2 separate regions of the Mus musculus genome follow, and region 2 is linked to region 1. A link is a loop called in an ENCODE intact Hi-C map of the cell type or tissue named here. Cell type or tissue: heart. All regions are shown on one strand.

Region 1 (8,000 bases):
TATTCTCAACTGAAGCTTCAAACCCTGGAGTCCCAGAGGGCCACGGGGAAGGATTTCGCTGCCTGAATCCTTCTTCCTCCTCTGGTCTGACTTCTGGAAGCCCCACTTGCACCTGTTTCCTGTCTGTTCCCTGGCACTGCCTCGCCCTAGAAAACCTCTACGGAACTGTGAATAGCCTGTGTGTAGACCATGAGAGCAGCCAGGGGGGAATCTTCTGAGAGAGAGTGGGGTTGGCAGTAAACGTGGTTCCATTGTCCAGGATGTAGAGAACATTCTCTCTCTCTCTCTCTCTCTCTCTCTCTCTCTCTGTGTGTGTGTGTGTGTGTGTGTGTGTGTGTGTGTGTAAACTTCCCCCAGTGGCCCAGGTCCTTCCAGTCACCCACAGAGAGCCTCAGAAGAGCTGTCCACCTCTTTTCTACCAAGCTCCATTCTGAAGGAATCTGCTTTTTGGACCTGGCTTTCTGCCTCTCAAGTCTCATGTTATTACCTAAACAGGGAAGGGGTGTGTGTATGTCAAGTCTAACACATGCTGGGGGCCCTCAAAGTTTCTGAGTTTCTCCCATACTGAGGCAGGAATAGTAAGGGAATAAACTTTGTTTTACCTGTCAGCAACTTCTTAGCGGCCAGATCAGGGACCCCTCCTTTTCAGAACCCTGGGCTGGGACAGAAAGGTGAACCACCTCCCGGAGGGGGTCCCTCATGCCGAGCGAGGGATGGGCACCTCCTCTGTGAGCCTGCTGCCCCAGCTGTCCTGTTGATACTTCCCTGCCTCCTTGACCTCCCTCCCTTCCCACCTTCCTGGCTGTTGTGAGACAGGGAATGCCAAGGAAGAACTCTAGTGTCTGGACCCGATCCAGATAATATTTTTAGACTCCTCTGTTCCCTGATGACCTGCATTAGGGCAAAAAAAAAAAAAAATTGCAAGGTCTTTTTTTTTTTTTTAAGGGTCAGAGTTTTAAAAAAACAAAAGCATCCTTCCCTAGACATTTTTGTGACTTGTTTGCACTTGTGCCTGTTTTAAATTAAACTAAATGTTCGAACCTTTGGGTTTTTCATTCTCTGGGATTGGAGCCAGGCTTTCTTGGAACTGGATGCCCTTGGAGTGGGTGCCTGGTAGGGCTCCTCTGTGGTTACTTGAATCCACAAATCACCCAGCTTCTTTGGCTTGGACACCTAGAATGAGGGCCGAGGAAGGAGGAGCCGGGACGTGGAAGGCCCTGGGGCTGGAAGAAAGGGCGAAGAAGGCTCTGGTCAGGGCCGAGGAGCCACCAGGCGGAGGTGTGGGGGAGGGCCCTAGCAACCCAAGGCCACAGAGACTGGCCTCATTCAAGGTTGGTTTCTCCCTTCTCCTGGTCTTCAGGCTGCCCATAGAAAGTTCCCCGAAAGCAGCCCATGTTCCTTTCTTAAAACTGAAGGACTCTGACATTTCAAAAGAGTAGGGAAGTGACCAGAGACTTGGGTTCTAGCCCTGGGGTTGGGAAGTGGCAAAAATATCTTTTAACTTTTACTCCGACAGTGATTCCAATCTTCCTTTTCTGAGCTCTATACTCAAAACAGTGCTCATTGAAACCACTTAACTTGGAGCAAGGAGCCAGCCCCAGCCCCAGCCCCAGCCCCAGCCCCAGGCCCAGCCCCAGCCCCAGCCCCAGCCCCAGCCCCAGCCCCAGCCCCAGCCCCAGCCCCAGCCCCCCCAGCCCCAGGCCCAGCCCCAGGCCCAGGCCCAGCCCCAGCCCCAGCCCCAGCCCCAGCCCCAGCCCCAGCCCCAGCCCCAGCCCCAGCCCCAGCCCCAGCCCCAGCCCCAGCCCCAGCCCCAGCCCCAGGCCCAGGCCCAGCCCCAGCCCCAGCCCCAGCCCCAGGCCCAGGCCCAGCCCCAGCCCCAGCCCCAGCCCCAGCCCCAGCCCCAGGCCCAGGCCCAGCCCCAGCCCCAGCCCCAGCCCCAGCCCCAGCCCCAGCCCCAGCAGCGGTTCATTGGTTCATTGAGAAGCAGCCCCCATGACTTGTAGAATGGCCATGGCCAGGGCTGATGAAGGTAGGAAGTACCTCCAAATCAAGTGTGTGCTTCCATCTTTTCAAAGGAAGCCAAGAGGCAGCAGTGAGCAGGAAGGCAAAGAGAGGCCAGGTCTCCAATGCAACAACACTGGGTTTATTAGCTGTGCCTCCCCTGCCAGTCTTTTTCAGCACATCGCTCCAAATGCATGTGCCAACGTCCTTCATACCCTTCCACACCAACCAGCGCTAAGTGCCAGTGGCTGGGGTGACTGACTCTTCACAACGACGATGATGACGACAATAACAGGAAAGGCAGAATATGCAGCAAAGTCTTTTCCTACTGCAGGAGGGGACGAGGGAGGACCACAGCCTCAGTATACCTAGAGCTAACAGGAAGTCCAGAGCGAGTGAAGTGTGCTGGAGTTCTGTACAGAGCCTGCTAAGGCTTAGCTAAGGCTAAGGGCAGACAACAAGGCCCACAACTCAGTTGAGATGGGAAAGATCTACAGTGTATCAGAAAAACCATTTTCAACCACCCATGTTCCAGCAACTCCACAGACCACAGACAAGAGCAATCATTTACCCAACAGAGACTGACCAAAGTGACGTTCCCACAGGGTACATATCAGTGACACTGGATGGTTGGCAGCACCCCTGACACAATGTGTGAGCCAAATGCCACGGTGCTTGTAAGCCAAAAAATTGTATCCTTACACCATTAAAAAAGTCACTAAAAGTAAACATAGTTGAAAATAGAATGTGAGGGACGAAGGGTCAGAGGAAAAACACTATTCACTTGGAGTGTCCCAGCCCTGACCTCCTCTGACTTTTCAGACACTGTGGTATACTGTTCGTCTGCCCCTCGGGGTGAGAAAAGGCAGGTGTATGTGTGCAGGTGTGTGGGACAGAGGCCAGGAGTGTCTGTGTGTGTCCGGGTGGGGTGGGGTGGCAGAGAGATCATCCCAGAATGAATAGCAACTGTCGTAAGACAACACAAATGGTCAGGTCAAGGCTCAGAAGTCATAAGGGTTGGCAGCTCCAGTTGTTCTAAAGACAGCAGGCGATCTTCCAACAGTAGCCTTAGCTTGCAAAATAACTTGGGGTTCTTGGTAAAGGGGTCTTTGCTGGGCTTCTGAGCACTTCTTACCACACCCAGTGCTGACTTTCCTTGTTCACTGTTCCTCACTTCATTGAAGTGAAGTGACTTCAAGTATCCGGATTTAATATTTTACAAGAGGAACACGCTTTATGGGTAAAAAGCACACAGAGGGAGAAGTTACACATCAATGATCTCCCGAAGAAAGCCAAGTCTGAGCTCCCGGGGCGCAGCGGGGAGAATGCAGAGGTGCCACTAGGGGGCAGCAAGGATCACGGTCCCAAATGTGGGCTGGCGCGCGGCCTCGGACGTTAGCGAGGGAGGGCAGGAACTGCGGAGCTCTCTGGCCCCTGCAAAAACTGGTTTCCGACTTCCTACGCTTCAACCGCAGACCCAGTTTCTGAGCACCAGCATTCTCTCTGGGAAGTTCTCTCAGAGATACTGGTGAGAAACCTTTCCACAAAGACGATCTTCCACAAAGATCAACGTCTTCAAAGACTTTATCGCAGACAAGTGAGGGACTTAAATGCTCACTCTTCGGGGTTCACAACTAGAAACCCGAGGTACTATCACGGCCAGAAAACCTTCACTGCTTTGAAGCAGGAGTTTTTACCCCACCCTGCTGGTACAGATTTTCCACCAGGAGTTAGCACTGACACTGGGGTCGTAGAGCATGCAATCTGTCAAACTCCTTTCTTCGCCTTCTCTCTGAGGAGGTACAGTGTTGGAGGGCAGGGGCGGAGATGGAGAGGACAAAAGACTTCGCGGGGAGGGGGCCTAACTACTTCTCCACAGTTGCCTCTGACTCACTAATCTGCCCAGTAATAAAAGCTGGAAGCTGGGCTGGGCCAGCATCCCACGCGGTGGGGCCCAGGCAGGGGTCTTTGGTCTTGATCTAGCATCCATCATCTGCCCTGCCCTCCATTAACAGCCCAGCAAGAAGCAGGAGACGTTTAGCAGCCCCCTCCTATGCTCTCTCGGGAGTTTGATGTAATTTAGACCGGGACCTGCAGTTCGTGTGGGCTCTCGACTCCCGCGCCCGTCGCCGTTTAACGTGGCAAACACTACAGTCAATTATCCCCCTCGCTGAGGTGCTATTTAAAGAGACGTTGTCAGGTTCTTAAGCCTCGGATCAGACCTGCTGCTTTCTGCTTCATACACAAAGGCTCAAAACACGAGTTCTTTTGAGGGTTGGGAGAAATACAATTAAGCAAAAATCCTTCCTAGCTGTTCCACCCTCTTGGAGCACCCACGTGTGGAATGGGGGAGCTGGGAGGAAGGAGGGGGTGGGGTGCTATGTCCTTTCCATTTCAGGCCTCTGGGACTAAGTGGAAATATAAGTAAGGCTGGGCCAGGAGAAGGGAAAACATTGATCCTCAAAGATGAAATTCAAACGCAATCATTTGGGGGGTCAAGCAGGCCCAGAAGCCAAGAGTTAGTAGGGGCTTGGGGAAGCAGTGACCCACCAGTATCAATGAAGTTAGATCCCATAGTCTTGACTGAGACAGAGTCAAAGGAAGTTGATTTCCCAGAAGGGAAAGCTGGTAAACACCTAAAGGGGGCATTGCGTCTCAAAATATTCCTGTTGCCTTGAGTCTCTGCCTCAGAAAACCTTAACCATTGGATTCCTTCATAATCAGCCCTCTTGTCCAAAAAGCTTACGTGGCCACGTTAGTTCCTCCTTTCTTCCAACACTTACAGGGAAGGGAGACTTTGGTAGTTTGTCAAACTATTATGGTCAGCATCAGCAGGCACAGCCGCCTGGGCCCTTGTTCTTCCGAAGCCAGCTCTGCCGTTACCTGGCTGCCAAGGTGATAGGAAAAGTTAAAAATAGGCAAGGGATGCTGCGGGTACCGAGCCTAGGCAGTTGAACCTCAAGGCTGGGGCTGGGCCTGAGCCATCCACCTTTCCGGCTAGAAAGCTGAAGCCCACAGAAGCAGCCGTTGTTCACACCTCCTTTTTCCCCCAGGACAAGGAAATCAAGCTGGAGGAAGGTGGGAGATTTACGTGGGAAATACCAAAGAGCAAAAAGATGGGATCTCTTTCTTACATCTGGTGGAGGACTACAGGAAATCTCCCTTTAGCAGTGGGGACAAAGGGTGGGCAGAAAACTGCAGAGAAAGGGAGGACTTGGAAGAATGGGAGACATCTCAGTAGCTAGAGACAGAGTGAACTTTACAGGGCGCGACCTTCGTGCTCCTTACCGCTGAGCCTGCAGTACCACAGCCTCTGTGCCCGCCTGCCAAGGCTTTGGCCCAGGCACTGAGAAAGGCAGAGCGTTGTTCTCTAATTCTGGGCCACTCTCAGGCCCTGAAGCCTCCCCGACCAGGCTGGGGATGTCTGGAGCTGTGGACCGTCGGCGCAAACCCAGGCGGCCAGAGCCGGGGCAGCCCTCGGGATGAGGACTAAGGCCGACCGGGGCTTGCATTAAGGCCAGTGGCGCTCCCTCCAGCACCTCCTGCGAACGCCACCGCCCACTCCCCGAAGACTGGGGTGAGTTTGGTCGAGCCATCAGAGCTCCTGCCCTAAGGCGTGCTGTCTCCTCCTCGGTCATGGTACCCAGAGCTAGGCTCATGCTCCGGCCCAACTCTGGTCTCTCATTGCCTTGTGCCCTATAACGGACCGAGCCCTTGCCAGCAGAGGCAAGCTCGCCTCCGTGGCCGTGGCCATGGCCGTGACCGTGACCGTGGCCGCCGGCAGCTCGCGCAAACCGTGCCAAAAGAGGGCGCGGTAAACGACGGGGACTGGGTCGTCGCCGCTCTGGGCTGGGCGCCGGGGCAGGGTGGCCAGGGGGACTGTCGGAGTTGGAACCCCGGGCCGCTGCCGCAGCGGCTGCCCGACCCCAAGGCCCGGTGAGGGCTTGCACACAGGTCCCGTGGCCGCGGGAGGCAGCCAGCTGCAGTGCGGTGAGGCCCGCCCGGTTGGTGCGGTCAAGGCGTAAGCCCAGGCGGCGGAAAGAGCGCACCAAGAACTCCAGCACCGCCCCGTGGCCGCACGCCGCCGCCCACATCACCGGGCTGTTGCCCGCCGAGTCCGTCGCCTCCGGATCGCCGCTGAACTGCACCAGGAGCTGCACGGCGTCTAAGTGGCCTCGCTCGCAGGCCAGGCTGAGTGCAGTGCGGCCCCGCTCGTCCCGCAGGTTCACGGCTGCACCTTGCTCCAGCAGCAGTCGCACGAAGCGCGAGCGCATCGCGGGGTCCGGCAGCCCCACGGCCACCATAAGCGGCGTCCGGCCCTGCTCTGCGCGGCAGTCGATGATGCTGCGGTCCAGCGCGTCCAGCACGAAACGGGCCAAGTGCACTTTGCCGGCCTGCATGGCCTCAAGGAAGGTGCGCGTCCCCGCTCGGGGACACAGGTCCTTGGGCTTGAGCATGGCTCCGGCCGCCGCGCCCCGGAAGTCCGACGCACGGGGGCGCCCCTGTTCCCTCACCCCACGGGGCTACGGCCCCGGCCCGGACACCGGTACCGCTCTTTCCAAGCGGCGTGTAGGTGGCTGCAACCAAGTGTCCTGCAGTTCCCGCTCAGGTCTCCCTACCGCTCGGCTGCCTCGCCGCTCCCAGGGCGTCTTGCTTTTCCTCCCTGGCCCCCCACGCCTGGAGGTGTGGGCTGCTGGCTGCTTCGACTCCCGCTCAAGCTCCAAGCTCGGCCTCCTCAACTCTTGGGCCCTCTTCCCTGTATCCGACGCCCCTTGGTCCCTCGTGGCTTGGAGCAACGCCACTCACCCGCACCCCGGGCAGCCCCTGCTCCCCTGTTGAGCGGGTGGCTCCCGCCTGGCGCGCCTGCCTCCTGCCTCGGCGGGGAGCGCCGCTCCTCCAGCTCCCAGAGCCTCTCCCCGCCTCCTCCTTTCTTGCGGGGGCCGGGACGCTTGCTTTTTTACTTGGGGGGCTCGGCGGCTCCTGAGGTGCCCGACGCCTAGATACCTGGCTTTATAGCTTCAGGGGTCTCCATGGCAATGGCTGCTCTGGAAGCAGACTGCACCTTCGGGGCAGAGACGGACAGGGCAAGGGAGACCGCCCCTGACCCCCACCCCTTCGTGGGCCACGAAGTTGGGGAGCGGCTCCTCCTCCGCGCTCCCCTGGGAATGCGGCGGCGGTTGCGGGGCGGGGGTGGAGGCTGCTCGCCGGGGGCCACATGCACCCGGCGGGGCCAATCCTAAAGTCTCAGTCATCTTTCCCCGCCCCCCGCCTCCGCCGGAATCGGTAGCCTCCGCTGCTTAGAAACTGGCGGGAGCTCCTGCCATCGGTTTTAGGTTAAAGGGACTGGGACCCCACGAGGACAGGACTGGACAGTGCACCAGCTTGAGGTGGGCAAGAGACAGAGGAAAAGTAATTTGGGGTATGAGGCATTTGTGCTCCGGACTGAGGGCGCTCAGTCTGGCTGATAACTGCCATCTAAAGTGCAGCGAATCACAGCCACACACAATTGTGCCTCCCGCACGCGCTCACTCAGAGAAGGGCGGGGGTGCATTCTCCAATCTCAGACGTCTCCAAACCTGACAGCGCGCCCGCGTGCCAGCTCCACGGTTGATCGGTCGCTGTGGAGCAAGTTGACTTAGACACTGGCCGCTCTGACCCAGGGCAGGTGCCTTAGGACCCGAGAGTATGCAGGCATTTGGACTTCCCAGGCACTACCTCCTATCTCCTCAAAGATGGGCTAGTTAGGGTCTAGGAAAGGACAAAAGACACAAGCAAGAATTCCCTGACAGGGCTGGGTTCTCTTGAGCACAAAACCATCTTTAGGCCACAGAGCGCTAGACCTGGCCCCTACAGAAAGGAGACAGCCTGAGATTTTTTTTTTTTTTCAATCAGATGTGTGGAAAACCTACTTCCTTTGGACAATCAGCTCATGGGCGCTAGAGACGGGGAATACTGAAGGCCTAGCAGAGTCTTACAATGAGTGCCCCACAAGCTCCCAG
Region 2 (8,000 bases), 59 kb after region 1:
TAATCTGAACCCTTCACACTCGAATCCAGAACCTGACTCCTCAAAGGGTTCTTCAGGCCAAAAAGGAGGCCATGGCTCCCTCACCTGGGACATGTTAGAAATGCTAACGTTCAGGCCTTCCCCAGCCCCACTGAGTTCAACCTGTACCACACATCACACAAAAACATGAGAAGAGTTCTCTAAACAGCCTGACTTGCTGAAGAGTCAGTCACCCTTGCCTGAGTAGAGGGAATAGACATGGAACCAAGAGGCAGGAAGGAAGAACAAGGCAGGAACCCAAGTTGAAGGCCTCACGTGTAAAGATGAGGGTTATGGAAGACCCAGTTACCCTTGTAGAGAGGAAGGGAGGAGGGGGCTGCATGGTGCCACCAAGATGCAAAGGGCACATGCCATATCAAAAGAGGGGAGCAGAGGCAGGGTGGGTCTCTTCAGGCACCTACCCTCATCACACCCGGGGCTACCAGGCTTCTACAGATGAGAACAGCACTTGCCATTCAGCCTTGAGCTGTTGGATGACTGAGTGTCTTCCCTCCCTCCGGCTGGCAGAGTCACCCTCGCCCACTGGCTGGATTACTGGGAGAAGATGCTCAGGAAATGTTTGTTGTATCAAAAGGAAGCCACAGCTTGTGCAGAGTCTGGATAATTCACCAGACGTGGGCCTCATGGGAGGGGCCTGGATGGAGTTGGAAAGACACATCCTGATGCACTTAGCTGAGGTTGCTAATCCTCTGACTGTACTGTGTGCTTGCTTTTGCATGGCCTTGGTGAGGGAAAGTGGAGAAGGAAGAGAGGGCAGGAAATGGCCCTGGGCTGCAGGGTCTATTCAGGGCACCCACGATGTCTGATCTGGATATGCGGAGGAAGGCTCAGCACCTACTAGTGAGCTCTCTCATTTTCCCGTGGCAAAAGGAGAATCCTAGCACAGTTCAAAGAGCCCTGCTGGATGCCCTGTCCCCCCAAGAAGCCTTGGGTTTTTCTGTTCCTCTCCATGTGTGTTCCTGTCAGCCATGAGCCCCAAACCACTTTCTCTAGGCCTCAAGCGACTGTTGAAATCCTGGTTTGGCCATCTTAGAAGAGCAGAACTGTGAGTCACCTGGATGAAAGGCATGGTTATCAGAAAGGGGCTAGGCTGGCCATGCCAGCTTTGAGACTGCCTAGAGCTCAGGAGCCTGAAGGCTTGTGACTGGAGAGGGAGAGTTGGCAATGACGAACTATAAGGAGCCAGGAGATCCATGTATTGGGCTCCTACCAAATCTTGCTTGGTGGGAAATGCCTATGGCCTAGGTAAGACCAGGACAGGGATACCAGCCTTGAACAAGAGATCCCAGCCTGGCCAATACACCAAGAGCCTTGACTACATGTAGAAACCCACTAGTGTAGAGGTATGCATAAGAGGCCCTTACATGGTGTCCCTGTGGAATTTTGCTGCATTGCTCAACCAGAAAGGTACCAGACTCCCACCAGCAGCCGTAACTCCCACCACACAGAAGACTCTTGACTGAGTTCTCCCCTTCGCAGCCTAGCTCCCCAACTCTCCTGAGCTCTACTCAGCATCTTCCTGCAGGGCCAGGACCTCCTGCCCTGCTTCTTTTACTTGTGCCTCTTGCCCTTGGGCCAATTCCTCTGGGGGGCCTGCTTCTTGGTGTCAGATTCTCTTGGGCCCCAGCCTTGCCAGCCCTGTCCTCCATGGGCTCTGGGGTCTGTGCTTTCCTCTGTGACTCAGTGCAACTGTGGACTTCCAGCCCAGGCTGGTGGTCAGTGCACCCCAGGGTCTGCTGCTCAGAACCATTTGGCCATGACACTGGACTTTGCTGAGCCCCAGCCTTTGGACCGAGTATACATGTACTTTTTCCAGGCTTGCGGCTGCTAGCTCCTCCCACAGAGAGGTCGAGGGGAGCCAAGTCAGAATGTTGTGGAGAGTCTGGGGCCAAACTGGCTGTAGAGGTCCCCGACTCTCCTTTTAGCCCCTCTGGGGAGGCTGGAATTGGGCTGGTTGCAGGCACGGTCTCTTGTCTGTCTGGCTCCCTTTCATTCCGCTTCTGTACGAATTCTTCCTCTGCACTGGGAGTCTTCGTGCTGCTCTGGCTTCCCTGAAGCAAAAGAATAGCCCAGCTGGGTAGTAAATTTGGGGCTTCTGTCCCCAGCCTGTCCTGTCCTGTCCTAAGTACCTACCTCCTGGCTCTGCAGCATCTCATCTTCTTTCATGTCATACCTGCAGAAACACAGCAAGTAGCAGGGCCTGTTCCAGGCTCCACCTTGCTTCAAGTAACCCCCTTCATAGCTCGTGGCCTGTGCACCCCAGGGAGAAGCTAAAGCCCAGTGGTTTCTGAGTACAGCCAGGGAGGCTTCTAGATGCTTCCTACCCAGCCTGACCTTACTTCTCAATCAAACCTAGCCATTTCCTCTGACTATCCACCCCAGGTCCCCAGCTGCTGTTTATGGCTGAGCCTGCTGCACCTTGAGATCCATGGGGACTCCGGGCATGTTCCTGCATGCTCTGCCTGGGAAAGGCACACCTCACATCCCAGGGGAAGTGTGCTGTTGTAATTACCACAGCCTCTGGGCACCAGGCTCTTAACCACTACCACCTCTGCTGGTGTCCTTTCTTGGTATCTCATTAACCTGTGGCAGGCAACAAGCAACCAGGAATCAGGGGCCCTGGGGATGGAGCAGAGGGACCTGGGCCAGTCCAGGAAATTAGGACACCTACATACCTGCCTTGATTTTGTCCCCTGTCCCCTGTTACCTTCGGGCCCTGCCAGTTAGCCTCTCCTTCCCCTGGGCGTTGCTGCCTATGGTGGATGTCATCGAGGGTCTTCCAGATTGTCCACCCCGACCTGCAAGACATGATGGAGGATGGAGGGCTGTACCAACTGCCTTCACCAGCTGAAGCGATTCTGCTCCTTTCCTGCCCCCAACTCACATTTTCCATCCAGGGATGATGGTGGGTGCTGAGGCTTCTGGTGGGTCCTAGGACCTAAAGGGAAACAAAGTAAATGGGGTGGGAGTGTCAAAGAATCTAAAACAGACACCGGAGCTCTCTAGTACCAGGAAGCTTCCAATGGTCCTTCCTTCCCTTAGGAGTTCTATCTTCCCAAAGCCCACGCTACCTCTGCAGAAAAGCCTCCCCTGGCCTGGGGCCCTGGACTGTGTTTACACTGCCCAGCTAAATGACTCGGTCAGCTCGTTGGCCCCTAGGCTCTGTGTATGAAGAATCACCAGAAAGTCACAGGACTCCTCCCACAGCAAGCTCAGGAGGGCCGACAGGACTTTTACCCCACAAGGAATGACATCTGGAAAGACCTAGTTCGGCTCCCACTGAATCTAGCCCAAGCCGTAGCTCAGAAAACACTAGAGAGTGTGGGAGGGGAAGGAAGGACAGACTTTTTTTCCGTGTCCCTTTTCATCTTTGATGAAGAGACAGGGTAGTAGGATCCTAGACAAGACAAGAGGATCATGGGTTCTGGGCCAGCCTGGGCTAAGACTCTCCAAAAACAAACAAGGCACACGAGCATGAGGTGGGGATCAGCTCACCCTTCCTGCTGCCCATGGCCAGGTCCCTGTCCCTAGGCTTGTGGCAGTTCTGTGGCCTGTGTAGACAGAGAAGGGCATTACGTCACTCGTGGCAATGTGGGTAGAGGCTGCATCAGACTCCACCCAGACACTGTCTCCTCTAACCCCATAGCTCAGGGCAGCACAGAGTTGTGGTCCCAAGAAAGAGGCAGAGCACAAAACCCTGGGACCAGGGTCTGACGAAAAGTCTTTTCCCTCCAAGAGGCACCCATAGTTAGCCCTACCCAAGTCCCACAGTCACAGCAAGCTGCTCAGCCATGCCACCCACATGGACTTGGCTTTGTCCAGGTCCCACGGGCGGCTCCAGTCACCCTGTGGGTTTCTGTGCCGGGCAAGGCGGGCCAGGTCAATCTGCTCTCTCTCTTGTTTCCACTGCGTGTAGTCCCAGCTGGCCTCAGGGGACAGCCCCAAGGACTGTTGGGGAGGTGGACTTGAGACCACGCCTGGACTCCGGGGCTCCAGAACACCCTGCAAGGGGAAGACACTTAATATCATGGGGGAGAAGTAGAGAGAAGATTTGAATGGAGCTCCTCTCTCACGGTCTCTACTTCCCAGTACATAATTAGGTCTGTCTCGTCTCCAGCATGCTGTGCTTGCTGTGGACCTTTTGCACGCATCCACGTGTTCACTTCCAGTTTGAGACAGGTAATTTAACCTCTCTGAGTATTATGTCCTTATCTGTGAAAGGAGGCGTCCCTTTTCTTAGAGTTGTTGGTGTGGATAGACCAGACCGGCCCTAGATAGGAGGGGCACCCATAGGCGGTGAGCAAAATCAAGAACAATTACAAGGGGCTGCTGCCACCTAGAGGTCACAGCTGGCACATAGCCAGTCACCTACACATCCCTCTGACACCTTAGAGTCGAGTCATCGATCATATTATGGCTGGATAATATATCTGGCTTAATTATTTCTTACTGCAAGGCACACCCAAAGCGGATATTGGCCAGAGAAGGGGAAGAAGGTAAGAATTCTCACAGGTGGTGCCTAGGCCAGGTTTGCCCAGGCAAGGGACATACCTTACTTAGTTTCTCTGCCTTCTCCAAATAGGGATTGTGTCCCTACCCCTGCTTGAAGATGTACCTTCCCTGCTGAATCTGAGCTGGAAGTCATCTGCAAGGGTGCACGCCAGCTCCGGCCTCCTCCAGATGTCCCCTTTGCCCTTGGGCTCCGCGCTTGGGTCGTGGGTTTCTCACTTACTATCCTTTTGGCCTGGAGAAGGTATAGATGGGCATCATGGCTGAGCCAAGGGAGGGAGACCTGAGGTCTGGAAGTCTCAACTGCTCACCTTGGCTTTGTTTTCCATGGTGACAGCAAGTTCCACCCGGTGCCCCATGCTGAAAGTACCCGGTGCGTCTGCAGCATCTTCATCATCTGTCAGTGTGGTAGTCACTCCAGGTGAAAGGGGCGCCCTGGCCCAGTTTCTGCTGACCACCCTCTTCTCCTGCAGAGCGAGATGCCTGTGTCCTCAGGCCACATGGGTCATCCTGAGCAGAACCTGGGTGCTGGGTGCTGGGGGGAGGGGTTCCCTAGGTTTGGGTTCCAGCCCTAGGCCTCCCTGGAATGCCCGTGGCAAAGCTTGGCCCTTCAGGAGTTCACATGCCAATGGCATTAGTTATTCAGAGCTCAGAGCCAACAGAGGGATCCAAGATGCCACAAGGGCTTGTCATCTCTGAATCAAAAAAAAAAAAAAAAATCCAGAGTATGCAGACAATATGGCCTTATCTCTAAGACACTGATTCTTTTGCTTACAGCCCAGACTTCTCCCTCCTCTGCTTCCTGCAGGGTTTCGGCCTCAGGGTCTGGGGTAAGGAGAAGGCTGTGCTCTGCACATAGGGTTTACATGCAGAGCTGTAGGACTGGGAAAGTCTGTTCAAAGGTTTCTGTTTGGTAGCCTTTCATCTGTGGCCCTTTGGAGAAGATGGCAATAGCTTGGGAGGTCTGTTGTTGCTGGGAGACACCCAGAAAGGCAATTAGGAGAAATGGGATAGTGTTAACACCCCAGGCATGGTCCAGGCCTCAACCCTGCCTGTCTCCAAGGTGAGACTTACACCGGGAACCTGGCTGATGGTGACCGTGAGGCTGTCGGGTTGGAGGAGCCCTGGAGTGGTCACAGCCATGCCCCCCTGCTCCGCCTGCCGACGATCTTCCTCGATCTCCTGTGGGAGGGCCTGAAGTCAGCAAGGCCATGGCCCCCCAGGCTCACAGACACACAGACACTGACAGGCCTACACAGAAAAACACCAATGGGACACCAGGGGGCAGAGGCACCACATCACCAGTGCCCAAGACTTTGATGGGGGCATGGGCTAAGGCCCTCAGAGAGAACCCACTGTGTAAACAGCCTTTTGAAGGTAGCCAGGGACCCCAGCCACAGGAGTCCTCTCAGCCGACACAACACACTCACCTGGTACCTTCGTAGTAAGGCCTGGTTCTTCTTGCGCAAGGCAACTATCCTACGGTCCAGCTCGGCATCTTTTTCCTCATGCCGGCGCATTGTGGACTCGGCTTTGTGGGGCCCCTGTAGAAGGCATGGAACCCAATACAAGGAACGGATTTTAGCCCCAAGCTACAGCACCCAGGGTGAAAGAGGTTTCTTAGGAAGATGGTCTACAGAGGGCCAAACCCCACCCCAGTGAGGCCTGTCTGCCAGTTTGCCTACTGAGGGCTCAGGTCAGGGTTTCATACCCAGGGCCTCGGCTCCCAGCAGCAGGCTGCCCCTCCCCCTGGCTCCCCAGGGGGTTCTGCTGTGAGCACAGTCTGGAATGAGAGTTAAAAATGGCTCTGGCAGCCGAACCTGCCGTGACTGGGAAGCTGCCAGGGGATTCAGGAGGTCGAGGGGGGACACTTTGCCTCCCAAATCTAGAACCACACACACAGAGACAGGCTTTAGCTTGGTTCTGGCCTCCCAGGCACCGGACCCCACTCCCTAAGCCTGTGCCCAGTCCGAAGGAGAGAGCAGCTCCCACGGGCTCCGCGAGCCCTCCAGGTCTGAGCTGCTGACTGATGGGGCAGGAGAACAGCAGGCCCAGCTGGGAGCAACTCTGGGCCGAGCCATGCCTCTGCATCAAGATCTGCGGTTCTTCTCTGTCTGGCTGTGGGGTCTATGTTTTGCTCAGCGCCTTGCCCGGCCCACCACCTGCCTCCTCGTGGCTCTCTTTCTCCCAGGCCCAGCTGCCACCAGCTGTCCCCAGAATGTGGCTGCTTCGTAGCTTAGCTCCCTCCCATCCTCTAGAAGCCCCCCTGCCAAAGAGGAGGTGCCACTCACGGCCAAATGCATGGAAATACCAGGCGCTGAGAGAATTTCAAAACAGCTCCCGGGAGCCAGAGCTGGAGGGAAGCTGGAGCCACCAGAGCCGGCCCTGTCGGCCTCTCCCTGCCGGCTTCTGCTTCGCTGCTCAGCACAAGAGATCATGTTGTGATTACAAAAGAGCGCTCTGGGCTCCCAGCCAGGAACGCCTAGCCGCCACCCCCACCCTTCCACTCGCAGAGGGCGAGGACCGGGGCACCAGCAGCCGGCTGGTCTTGTCTAGCACATATCCCTGCCCTGCCTCAGTGTCCTCGCACAGGAGATCTAGGCACGAAGGGCCCACTTTCACCTGTGATCCTGAGCCCCAGTAAGACCCGCCCGCCTGTGTGTGCCCACAAATGGGATAGCTGGGTCTTCATCCCTCCCACTAGGAGAAAAAGGCAAGAGATGCAGGTTCCACACGATGGCTGACGGCCCTCCCTCGGGGCGTTTCTCTGCTTTCCTGCTGGCTGTCCAGTCAGCGCATTTAAGTCGTTAGATAAGAGTGAGAAACCTCCTCCCCAAGGCCATCTCACACCACCACAGACCCAAAATGCCACTCTCCCCCATTTGGTTTCTGAGCTGGAATGTGCTTTTCTCTGTACTCCAAGCATGGCCACTCCTGGAGGCCTAACTCTCTGGGTCTCCAGACCCCTACCATGCTAAAAGGAGCCTTTCTATGGGGTCCTTAACCCAGCAGAAGCTGGGAACAGTTAGCAGCCCTCTTCCCTTGGGATCCTCTCACAGAGCCCTTTCATCCTGACACTCCCAGGATAACATTTGCAGACTCTCAGATCCCAAGAAAGGACACAGACTCCTTCCCCAAGTAAGTATCTTCACACAGCCGAGGCCAGTCTCTGCCCAGGGGTGCCTAGGTCAGCTTCAGTTCTTATGTGGTCCTGACTTCCAGGCCTTGACATGAGTGTCACAAACTCTGGCATCCCCTATGTCCCTGACTGACCAGGCCTCAGATATTTCCCCTCACCATAATCTACCCCCACCCCGGTCTCTAGCCACCATGCTAAGGCCCTTTGCTGTCCAGGCTCTCGCCCCTGGCCCCACACCCCCATCTCTGCAGCTCCTGAGTTCCCATCCTGCTTGCAAATGCCACTGTGTACCCTCCTCCCTTCCTGCCGGATG

Evidence for each region. Hi-C counts contacts between places; a loop is a spot of excess contacts. Peaks named below come from ENCODE experiments on the same cell type or tissue, not always from the same donor. Only the 100,000 strongest peaks of a DNase experiment are listed, where the experiment ranks them.
Region 2: it touches region 1 in a loop (5-fold over the local background); 5 of 42 quality-filtered maps call a loop at or near these places.

Annotation. Positions count from the first base shown.
Region 1 is chr2:118,696,981-118,704,980 of GRCm38, forward strand. It overlaps Pak6 (p21 (RAC1) activated kinase 6), which reads left to right. Exons shown (of 11, transcript NM_001033254.3): 11 at 1-1,040. Ankrd63 (ankyrin repeat domain 63) reads right to left here and starts at 6,983. Exons shown (of 1, transcript NM_001081971.1): 1 at 2,123-6,983. The coding sequence starts at 6,458. The coding sequence ends at 5,286. In heart, CTCF peaks have their summits at 3,324 (motif pointing right) and 6,490; DNase peaks (open chromatin) are centred at 3,391, 6,021 and 6,489; H3K4me3 peaks cover 3,855 bases; H3K27ac peaks cover 2,873 bases; H3K27me3 peaks cover 6,823 bases.
Region 2 is chr2:118,755,667-118,763,666 of GRCm38, forward strand. It overlaps Ccdc9b (coiled-coil domain containing 9B), which reads right to left and starts at 6,995. Exons shown (of 11, transcript NM_001001982.2): 1 at 6,840-6,995; 2 at 5,979-6,092; 3 at 5,623-5,730; 4 at 4,860-5,015; 5 at 4,655-4,783; 6 at 3,842-4,041; 7 at 3,535-3,590; 8 at 2,924-2,977; 9 at 2,747-2,837; 10 at 2,173-2,212; 11 at 1-2,090. The coding sequence starts at 6,986. The coding sequence ends at 1,548. In heart, CTCF peaks have their summits at 4,384 (motif pointing left) and 5,837 (motif pointing right); DNase peaks (open chromatin) are centred at 5,955, 6,335, 7,025, 7,975 and 2 weaker places; H3K4me3 peaks cover 1,656 bases; H3K27ac peaks cover 3,625 bases; H3K27me3 peaks cover 1,774 bases.